Linked DNA regions of Mus musculus: region 2 is linked to region 1. Evidence: chromatin loops called from intact Hi-C (ENCODE). Cell type or tissue: left cerebral cortex. All regions are shown on one strand. Each heading gives the region's core, and the rest is flanking DNA. Links, peaks and the distances in the headings are about the cores only.

Region 1 (5,359 bases), core at 360-5,359:
AGCTGTGTGTGTGTAGTCAGGACAATTCAGTAGAGTCAACTCTCAGACTTTTATGCAGGTTCCAGGGATCTGACTGCAGTTGCCAGGCTTGCGTATGCCATTGAGTCCCCAAAATTTCTAAATTTTGTCTCTGCCCATCACTAGGATTACACGCTAGTGCCACCATGACTGAATTGTTCTCATGCTTGTAAAGCAAGCTGTTCACAGAACTCAAGATCAATCAGTTTCCTAGCCCTGGGAAACTTTATTTGTATGATCATCATCTGAGTTCTACACAGTTCTGTCATAGTTAAATCCATTCCCTTATGACGTAAAGTAACTGATGTCCTAACCTTTACACTTTTCCACCACTGTCTACTTTATCAGCAGCTCTTTCTGAAATTCAGATGTGGTTACCACAGTGCTTAATATAGAGCCAATTATTGGCAAATATTGATGTGTTTCTGTCCCCAAGCTCCATAGATTTCCATATCTTGTACTGTAAAGTTCAGTTTCCTTAACATGCATCAGATCCGTGGTGTTGAGGGGGCATATTCTACCATTCCGATCTCATTAGTACAGTCTCTCTCTACGCAGAAATATGCTTTAGTCGCTGGTTTACAAACCATTCTTAAGTTTGATCCCTTTTTTTGTTTGTTTGGTTTTTGTTTTTGTTTTTTTCAAGACAGGGTTTCTCTGTGTAGCCCTGGCTGTCCTGGAACTAACTCTGTAGACCAGGCTGGCCTCGAACTCAGAAATTTGCCTGCCTCTGCCTCCCAAGTGCTGGGATTAAAGGCTGTGCCACCATTGCCCAGCTTTAAATTTGATCCTTTTCTAGTGTACCCTGTGTCTAAAATCTTTCATTCCTGACAACCAAATGGTTAATTAAAATGATACCTACGGGGCCTGGAGAGATGAGTCATGGTTGAGTGCCAGCTGATGACTGTTCTTTCAGAGGATCTGGGCTGGGTTCCTGGCACCCATGTGGAAGGTTACAACAGTCAGTAACTCCAGTTCCAGACATCTTGTGCCCTCTTCTGGTCTCCACAGGCGCAAACACAATGCACTTACATGTAAGCCAAACACTTATAAAAAATATCTTTAAATAAATAAGTGGGTGTGCAGTGGTTGTGCATGCCTTTAATCCCAGCTAAGGTGGCCAGATCTGTCTGAGAACAACCAGGGCTACACAGAGCAACCCTGCCTTGAAAAACAAATACAGAGATAAAAGACCCAACATCCTAGACAGCTGTTTCCTAATCCATTTCTGAAATTGTTCTATTATATTTGAGTCTATGACCTTCTCAGGTTACTATTCTCACATACACAATGTCCATCATCATGTAATGTGGGACTAACAGGGGAGCAAGACTGCATTCTAGAACAGTAAGGTGGCTTAATTCCCTCGTTCTGATGTCCTATACACATTGCAAACCTTAGCCTTCTTCCTGTATTATGCCCGAGGGCATACCCTCTAAGGAAATGACGTTTTCAAAATTACTATAAGCAACGCTTTGCTACCTAATAAATGGCCACTATTAGTCTAGGCTTAATATTATCACACTTTTCGCAACACTAAATGTACTAAGCATTATACATACTTCTTACATAGAAAGCAATTGTTTTGTATCTAAATCTTGCTGAGGTGTGACCTGACCCGAATTATCGCCATCTACTCATGAGGCAAGGGAAATATCCCAAGAGTTAGTGGTAAGGCTAGCCATAGTGATTTGCTTAGGCCAATATTAAGGGCGCCTGGGAGACCAGGTATAGTGAAAAAGGATTGTCACAAGTAACTCCTGACACTTCCGTCCGGCAATAGAGAAAGGCGCCTGCGCAATAGAGTTCAGACGCCTGCGCAGAGGTACAGCGAGAGGCACGGGCGGGGCGCCCCCAGGGACCTGCGCCAGCGTAGTTCCGGGTGAGCCAGCTCAGATCGCGCGTGCGCCGTTGTGGCTGATGGTGTGGCGGCACGGCGATGGAACCCTGCGAGCTGCAGAACGAGCTCGTGTCAGCCGAGGGCCGGAACCGGAAGGCGGTGCTGTGCCAGCGTTGTGGCTCTCGGGTGCTGCAGCCAGGGACTGCTCTTTTCTCTCGCCGGCAGGTAGGAAAGTGCTTGATGCTGCTTAGAGTCGCGCTGTCCTGAGCGACCCAGCGGCTCCGGGTTGCTCCTGGTTCCCAGGTTTCCGGAGACCGCGCCCTTCCTTGCGCGTCTTTGCCCCTCCCCGCGTCGTGAGGCCCCGCCCACTGGCTTGGTTGGGGACTGGGACCCTCGTGTCGAGGCACAGTTGCCTGGTCCCCTAAACTGTTCTCTCTCGCAGAGTACTCCCTCAGAGGGTGTGCCTGTCCTAGGCGGCCCACCCGCCCCCAGGCTTTGGGTATCCTGCGCGAGCTAAGGGACGAACCCTAGCCCCCTGTTTCCTGGAGCTCTGGCTAACCTGCTGTACCCCGCAGGTGTATCTCCAGCCACCACTCGGTGTCGCCCCAGGGCACCTAAGAATCACTGGATTTCCTTCCCACCATAGCTTTTATCCATCTTTCAGTCCCTACTTGTCTCATTTGCTTCTCCCCAGAGGAGCTCCAGGATCAAGTTTGGTGGAGAGAATTCACACCGAGTGACTGCTAGTACCCAACTTTTCTAAGTCCCCCGAGATACAATTCCCAGGACGAGGCATTTCGAATAGATTTCGAAGGTTAACCATTCTTTTCTTGCAGTTAGGACTTTTTCATGTAGGATTTTGTGTGTGTGTGTGTGTGTGTGTGTGTGTGAAAGGTTTATAAAGTTAAATTTTAATTAAAGTGAAAGAGAAAGCACACTCCTGATGATAAGAGGTAATCTGGAATCTGAATCCTAAGGGTCCCCCACCCCCGTGTGTGTGTGTGTGTGTGTGTGTGTGTGTGTGTGTGTGTGTGTGTGTGTATGTGTGTTTAAGTTGTTTGTTTGTTTGACAGGGTCTCCCTATGTAGCCTTGGCTGGCTTGGAACTTGCTCTGTAGACCCAGCTGGCCTCTAACTTAAGAGGTCCACCTGGACTCCCCACTGCTAGGGATTAAAGGTATGAGCCGCGTATGGTAGGGTTTTAAAATAAGTGTCTTAAACCACCATCACCCCAATGAGAAAACTGAAAGAAAAAAAAAGTTTCTGAGCCCTTTTTTTTAAGTGTAACATGCGATCCTATTGGATAGTACAAACTAAATTGCTTTCAGACCCTCATTATAAATGGTTTGTAAGAAGCCACTGTTCTTTCAAGTGGTGGAGAGTCACATACAGCAGTGTCTGCTGCAAGAGCGTGTTCTGATGGCCTTGTCTGTGGAGTGGGTGGAAGTCCGTTTTAATAAGAACTACTCGGACAGGTAGTAGAGTTCTCCACTTATTTTGTAAAGTTAGTGGCCTTGCGGAGGGATGGAGCTGAGCCAGGGAACTGGATCCTGACCTGCGCACTTATTAACACCGGAAGAGCTGTTGAACCTCCATGACCTTGCGCTTGCTCCTTCTGACCAAGTTGATGAATAGGGAGATTTGGCACTGTGAGCACAGTGCCTCCTATATGGGACAGTTCTTGTTCTCGAATGGCAGCTTGCCTGCTTGTGTAAATTGACAGAAACTTAAATGTTCCCGAATGGCATGTGGTGGCCTGCGCCTATCTTAGCACTTAGGGCTGGCTACCCAGTGAGATCAAAGCTAAAAGGGGTACATAATGAGACCCTGTCTGTGAACTGAGTAACTCTTTTTTAAAAAGTCAAGACATTTCTTAAAAGAAATTTTGTAGTAGTCAGGTGTGATGGTGCACACCTTTAATCCCAGCACTCTGTGGGGTAGGCGAGCTCAGTGAGTTAGAGGCCATCCTGGTCGACATAGTAAGTTCCAGGTCAGCCAAGACTATTACACAGAGACAAACTTATCTCAAAAGACCAAAAAGAAGAAAGAAAGAAAAAAAAAGATAGTTTATAGTTACAGTTTTTGTGTCATGTGTTTTAAATAGATGTTTCATAGGAGGGAACCTGTAAGCAAATTAAACTGTATATTACAAATCATATTTTGTTTCTCAACAGAGTACCTTTACAGAGAACAAACCATTTGGAACACACATTTTTAAAACTGAATCCCTATGAAGTGTCAACATGGCTCTTTAGTCGTTCCCTGGACTGTTGAGAAATTACTGTGAGGCCAGTCTAGGCAAGCTGACACTCCGCCCTCTTAGGGATGACCTTCCAGGAGGCAGGAGGAAAGTGTCTGAGCAGTCTGGTTCTCTCTGTAGGCTGACCTCAATATAGGAAAAAATTAAAAACAAAGAGAAGATGCGAAGATGCCCTTCCAGGCCTAGAGAGTTGGCTCACTGGTTAAGAGTTCTTGAAGCACATGTCAGGTGTCTCACAGTTCTTTGTTGCTCCAGTTAGTTGGATCTAGGGGATCCAGCATCTTTTTCCACCCTCTGCAGGCACCAGACATGGGTATGATACACACATGCAGGCAAAGCGCTCATAAAGTAAAAATAAATAAATCTTTAAGATTATAAAAGCAGTTCTTGCCAGGCGGTGGAGGTGCACGCCTTTGATCCCAGCAGTTGGGAGGCAGAGGCAGGCGGATTTCTGAGTTTGAGGCCGGCCTGGTCTACAGAGTGAGTTCCAGGACAGCCAGGGCTACACAGAGAAACCCTGTCTCAAAAAAAACCAAACTTTAAAAAAAAAAAAAAAAAAAGCAGTCCTTTCACCATTTAAGAGAACCTGGAGAGAGACAGGGCATGAAGAGGTCTCCTTAGAGGTGGCCCATAGCATTTTCACCTGTAAGGTAGTCTAGTGTAGTCTGCATGGCAAAGCTCTGAAAACCATCCCAGCATCGACATGATGCAGGACCTGGTGATAACTCTGCCGTGCATTTCATAGTCTAAGGCAGTATGTTTTCCACCTGGGAGTAAGTTTTTCCCCAAAGGGAAAAGTCTAGAGACAAACACAGATATTTTCCATGGTAAGAATTGGGAAGGGGTATTACTGACTTCAGTAGGCTGCTGTCTTGTGTCATGTGAGGCTACCCCTCAGAGCTAAGAATTCTTTGGCCCAATTTTTCAGAAAGTCAAAGTTCCAGAAACCCTAGACCCTACATTGCAAATATCTGGCACCTCTGCTACCTCAGTTGACCTCTTGGTACCTTTTGCTACTTACACCACTAGACTCTGAGGGCCTGTGTCCTATCCACGTGTGTATCTTCTATACCCAGGCTGTGTGCATAGTGAGAACTTAGGAAATAATTTGGTCTTCATAAAAGCTATTAGTCTGGGGTGAATAACGGATTATTATTGATATACTGGATCAGAATTTTGTGGTTTTACCCTCCCCTCCCCCCTTTCTAAAGTCAGAGTCTTATAAAGCCACGCCAGCCTTGA
Region 2 (5,384 bases), core at 160-5,159, 120 kb after region 1:
TCAAATCCAGGGCTCTCTCTGTGCATTGTAGGCAAGTGTGCCAGTGTTTTTACTTTTCCTTTGTGATAGAAAGCATGTGTCTTTAGCTCTTCCTCTCTGTGCCCCAATCTTTCTGTAAGGTAAGTTTGGTGTAAGGTTGCTAACTTCAGCAGTATTCATTTATCAACAATTTTATTAATGCTCAAATAGAAATAAGTGGTTAGACTTGAGGACCTGCCTCATCCAAAGAAGGATTCTCCTTGGACAAGTAGAATAATGTGCTATTATTATTTTTAGATTATTTAGTTCTTTTTTTTTTTCATGTATGTGAGTATACTGTTTCTGTCTTCAGATACGCTAGAAGAGGGCATCACATTACAGATGGTTGTCAGCAACCATATAGTTGCTGAGAATTGAACTCAGGACCTCTGGAAGAGCAGTAAGTGCTCTTATCTGCTGAGCCATCTCTCCAGCCCGGTTATATAGTTCTAAATAGTACATATTTTCTTGGGTCTTTTAGATTGTATTATCCTTTCAAATCCTCTAATATAGATTTTGTTTTAGGGAGTAATTGATTCTGAAAGAATGGATTTTGAGCTGTTGCCAGATGATGAGCGGCAGTGTATAAAATGCAAAACTACATGCTTCATGTCTGCCATCTCCTGCTCTTGTAAACCTGGCCTACTTGTTTGCCTACATCATGTGAAAGAATTGTGTTCTTGCCCCCCGTATAAGTATAACCTGCGGTAAGTAAGGATGAGTTTTTTTCCTTTGGGAAAGCATCCAATCATTTATTTTGAGTGTGCATGTGCATAAGTGTCTTTTTGATGCCCTGGCTTGAGTGCACATGTATGCACGTGTGTGATCATATTTATGTGTGAATGTGGTTATATATCCAAAGGCAGAAGGAAGAGAGAGACACTGGGCCTTTCTTGAGCAATTGAAACACCAAAGTCCAGTCCCACTGACACACTTTCATCAAGGATTCACCTCTGATTCCCTCTCAAGTCACACCACTCCATGATGATTAAGCACTCAAATATTTGAGCCTATGGGGGCCCTTCCTAATTAGATCACCACCACACATAGGTTTTGGGGATTGAAACTCAGGTTCTTGTTCTTGTAAGTAAATTGCTCTACCAATTGAGCCGTCTTCCCAGCCCACACTGAGTCTTTAGTTATTATAGGTCTCTGAATGTTGAGGATATAACGTCCAGTTTTTTCCACTGGCCCGTCTCATTGCTGTTTGTGTTCTGTGTCCAGGTATAGATACACTCTGGATGATCTCTATCCAATGATGAATGCATTAAAGCTTCGAGCAGAGTCTTACAATGAATGGGCCTTAAATGTGAATGAAGCCTTGGAAGCAAAGATCAATAAGAAGAAAAGTAAGTAATGCAGAAAGTGGTACTCAAGCTGCAAAGTCTAGTTGGATTTTGTTGCAGCCAACGTTTTGAAACAGCCTAATTTCCTGCTTAATCTTACATCCAGGTCCTTGGCAGAAGGTTCTAGCCAAGATGGATGAGGCAGATGGCCTCAACATCTCAGTGAAGCCTGGGTATATAGGTTATACAAGATGGTTTTGGGGCCAGCGAGGTGGCTCAGTATACATGCCTCTCGGGCCCAATGATCTTGGATTAGGTTCCTGGAACCCATGTGACATCTGAACCAGTTCACCTCTGACCTCCATATGTACACCATGGCTCACATTTCCCCACTTTGACGCCCCACCCCCTGTAGTGAAAAGAAAGAAAGGAACAAACTAAACTTCTTTAAAAAAAAACAAAAACAAATAGAAAGCAGGGCCGTGGTGGCGCACACCTTTAATCCTACCACTTGGGAGGCAGAGGCAGGCAGATTTCTGAGTTTGAGGCCAGCCTGGTCTACAGAGTGAGTTCCAGGACAGCTAGGGCTATACAGAGAAACCCTAACAAAAAACAAAAAAACAAAAAACAAATTGGGGGGGGGGGCGACCCAGAAAACCAAAATAGAGCTGGAAAGTTGGCTCAGAGGTTAAGAGTACTGTTTGCTCTTTCAGAAGACCGGGGTTCAATTCCAGTCATTCACGTGGTGGCTCATAACTATCTATAACTACAGTCAGTCAGAGGGTGTATAGTGCTTCCTCTGTCCTCCCCAGCCACTACATACATATGGTGTATAGAGATATATGTAGGCAAAACACCATACACATAAAAATAAATAAATCAAGCCGGATGTGGTAGCACGCACCTTTAAACCCAGCACTCAGGAGGCAGAGGCAGGTAGTCTGGCCTACAGGGTGAGTTACAGGACAGCCAGGGCTACAGAGTAACCCTGTCTTGAAAACCAAAATAAATAGATAAATGAATAAATTTAAAAATCTTAAGAATATAATAGCAACTTTATGTATTTTGTTAAAATGGATTCTTTGAAATGCAGTATAATACTAAAATGTTGGTGAAATGTTGGCTTAACATTTCCTAGTTCTAATCAAAATTTAGTGTCCCTGGCACTTATCATTATTTTTTTCTCTCTTCTATATGTGTGTGTTTTGCCTGCATGTATGTGTGTGCGTGTGTATCTGAGCCTACTCTGTTGTGTGCCTGATAAACCCTGAGGTCAGAACAGGGCTGGGCTTGAGGATGATTGTGAGTTGCTCTGTGGGTGCTGTAACTGAACCTGAGTCCTCTTTAATAACAAGTACTCTTAGCGGCTGGGTTACCTCCAGCCATTCTCCCTCCTTTATGGTGTGTGTGTGTGTGTGTGTGTGTGTGTGTGTGTGTGTGTTTGTATGGGTGCTTAGAGAGGTCAGAAGAGAGCTCTGGGTCCCTGGGTCTGGGGTTATATGCTCCTGAGTCATTATGCGGGTCCTGGGATCCAAGCCTGGCCCTCCTCGGGAACAGTGAGGGCTTTTAGCTGCTGAGCCTGCCCTCCACCATTCCCTCCAGACTCAGTTCTCTGCACTCTGTACATCAGCAGGTCCCTCCCTCCCTTTTCATGGAGGGGAAGGGAGCACCACCACCAGTTTCTTGTCAACTATACAGTGAAGTAAAGACCACAAAGTGGGTTAAACCACAGTAGATCTCTATTACTTTTCTTTCACAAATCAGCAGATTTTCACTTAAAAAAAATTCTAAACTTATATCCTGAAGACCCAACTCTATAAGTACCCTTTGTCAGACTATTCCCCATCCCCCCAATCAGATAAACATTGCTTGTGTTACATTTCTGGGTAAGAATGGACAGAAAGTCTTCTCTGCTCTGTAATAGTGATTATGAGCTTGATCACAGGAAAGATGACTTGTTCTGTTTTAGGTCTTGTCAGCTTTAAAGCTTTGATTGAAGAATCAGAAATGAAAAAATTCCCAGACAATGATCTTTTGCGTCACCTTCGACTAGTCACGCAGGATGCAGAAAAGTGTGCCTCTGTTGCCCAGCAGTTGCTTAATGGCAAAAGGCAAACAAGGTATCTATTTCTGACTGTATGAGAATGGACTCTGAGGCACCTGAACCTAGGAACCCATTGGCATCTCCGAGTAATGAATGCACGTGTCTTCATGGCTTTCTCCGGCCCTTGTCTTTGTAGGTATCGATCTGGTGGAGGAAAGTCTCAGAATCAGCTGACGGTGAATGAACTTAGACAGTTTGTGACTCAGCTGTATGCTCTGCCGTGCGTCCTTAGTCAGACACCGTTGCTAAAGGTAACCATATAAAGATCTGTAGGACTTCAGGTATATTTATATACTCAATTGACATCATTAAGTTGGTCAGTTGGCTCTTTGGTGGTTAATTTGTTATTGTGTGTGTGTGTGTTTCTGCAGAAGCCAAAGGAGAGCATCAGATATATTAAATCTGGAATTAACAATGGTTGTGAGCCACCTGTTATGGGGGGCTGGGAACTGCTGCTCTGTCCTCTTGAAGAGTGGCAAGTGCTCCTGACCTGAGCCAATAATTCACAAATATTTGAATTTTTGTTTGTGGAATAGTGGGTGGTTATAAGGAGATTCTATTAAAAGGAAGATAAAGTTGAGATTTTTATTGTGAAAGTGACCACTGAGTCTAGCATGGTGAACCACACTTAAAATTTCAACATTTAGATCCCAAGGCAGGAGAACTGCCATAAGTATGAAGGCAGTCTGGGCTCCATAGTAAGTCCGGAGCTGGAGAGATGGTTCTGAGCTCTTGCTACACAATCAGTATGACCAGAGGTTGAATTTTCTGTGCATGTTCCAGTTCCACTGGGGCCCAGAGCAGGATTATGGCTAAGGCGTGTTGGCTTCCTAGCTGAAAAAATTGTGAGGGCCATGTGGCTCAGGGAGGGAGCCTGCTTTGGAGAAATAGGGAACTCTTTTTTTATTTTTTTTTTTAAGATTTATTTTATTAATATATGTAAGTACACTGTAGCTGTCTTCAGACACTCCAGAAGAGGGAGTCAGATCTTGTTGTTGTCTTGGATGGTTGTGAGCCACCATGTGGTTGCTGGGATTTGAACTTTGGACCTTCGGAAGAGCAGTCGGGTGCTCTTACCCACTAAGCCATCTCACCAGCCCGGAGAAATAGGGAACTCTTAATGCCCTCTTCTGCTCATCACAAGCATGAATGCCTGAAGGTGCAGATACCCTCTGAATGCACATGCACATAAACTCACATAGACTGATACACAGAAAAAAAAAAACAAAACTAAAGTAAGAAAAAGTGACTACCAGCCAGTTCTTCTCATTGGTATAAATTTTATGTTATGACCTCCTATTTGGGCTCTCAGGTGTCATTTACGTTGCTTTGTTTACTCACATTATTACTGACATAACATGGTTTGGTAAAGAAAGTTACACCTCTTTTTCCTTTTTCTATTTTCTTTATTATTCCTCTTTTTTTTCTTTTTTTCTTCTCTTTTTTTTTTCTTTTTGGTTTTCTGAGACAGGGTTTTTCTGTGTAGCTGTCTGGAACTTGCTCTATAAACCAGGCTGGCCTCAAACTCAGCCTGCCTCTGCCTGTTGAGGCCTGGGATTAAAGTTGCCCACCACCACTACCCTGCTGAACTTGTATTCTGATGGTATGACTTTGATTGTTTGCCTTTGTCTTCTTTTAGGATCTCTTGAATCGTGTGGAAGATTTCCAACAGCAAAGCCAAAAACTACTGTCTGAGGAAATGCCTAGCGCTGCCGAGCTACAGGAGTTGCTGGATGTCAGCTTTGAATTTGATGTTGAGCTTCCACAGCTCACTGAGATGCGCATTCGCTTAGAGCAGGCCCGCTGGCTGGAAGAGGTTCAGCAGGCTTGCCTGGACTCCAGCTCCCTTTCTTTGGATGATATGAGACGACTCATAGACTTAGGGGTGGGGCTGGCTCCATATTCTGCTGTGGAGAAAGCTATGGCCCGCCTGCAGGAGCTGCTAACAGTGTCAGAACACTGGGACGACAAAGCCA

Evidence for each region. Hi-C counts contacts between places; a loop is a spot of excess contacts. Peaks named below come from ENCODE experiments on the same cell type or tissue, not always from the same donor. Only the 100,000 strongest peaks of a DNase experiment are listed, where the experiment ranks them.
Region 2: it touches region 1 in a loop (2.3-fold over the local background); 1 of 42 quality-filtered maps calls a loop at or near these places.

The regions. Positions count from the first base shown.
Region 1 is chr1:134,492,727-134,498,085 of GRCm38, forward strand. It overlaps Rabif (RAB interacting factor), which reads left to right and starts at 1,913. Exons shown (of 2, transcript NM_145510.2): 1 at 1,913-2,083. The coding sequence starts at 1,958. In left cerebral cortex, for the core only: CTCF peaks have their summits at 1,033 (motif pointing left) and 2,447; DNase peaks (open chromatin) are centred at 1,876 and 2,412; H3K4me3 peaks cover 1,416 bases; H3K27ac peaks cover 1,255 bases.
Region 2 is chr1:134,612,645-134,618,028 of GRCm38, forward strand. Kdm5b (lysine (K)-specific demethylase 5B) reads left to right here. Exons shown (of 27, transcript NM_152895.2): 15 at 544-725; 16 at 1,243-1,367; 17 at 3,274-3,424; 18 at 3,545-3,659; 19 at 5,048-5,384. Among named protein-coding and RNA genes, the nearest start is that of Kdm5b, 55 kb to the left of the region's middle. In left cerebral cortex, for the core only: no CTCF peak of the experiment used is centred there; no DNase peak of the experiment used is centred there.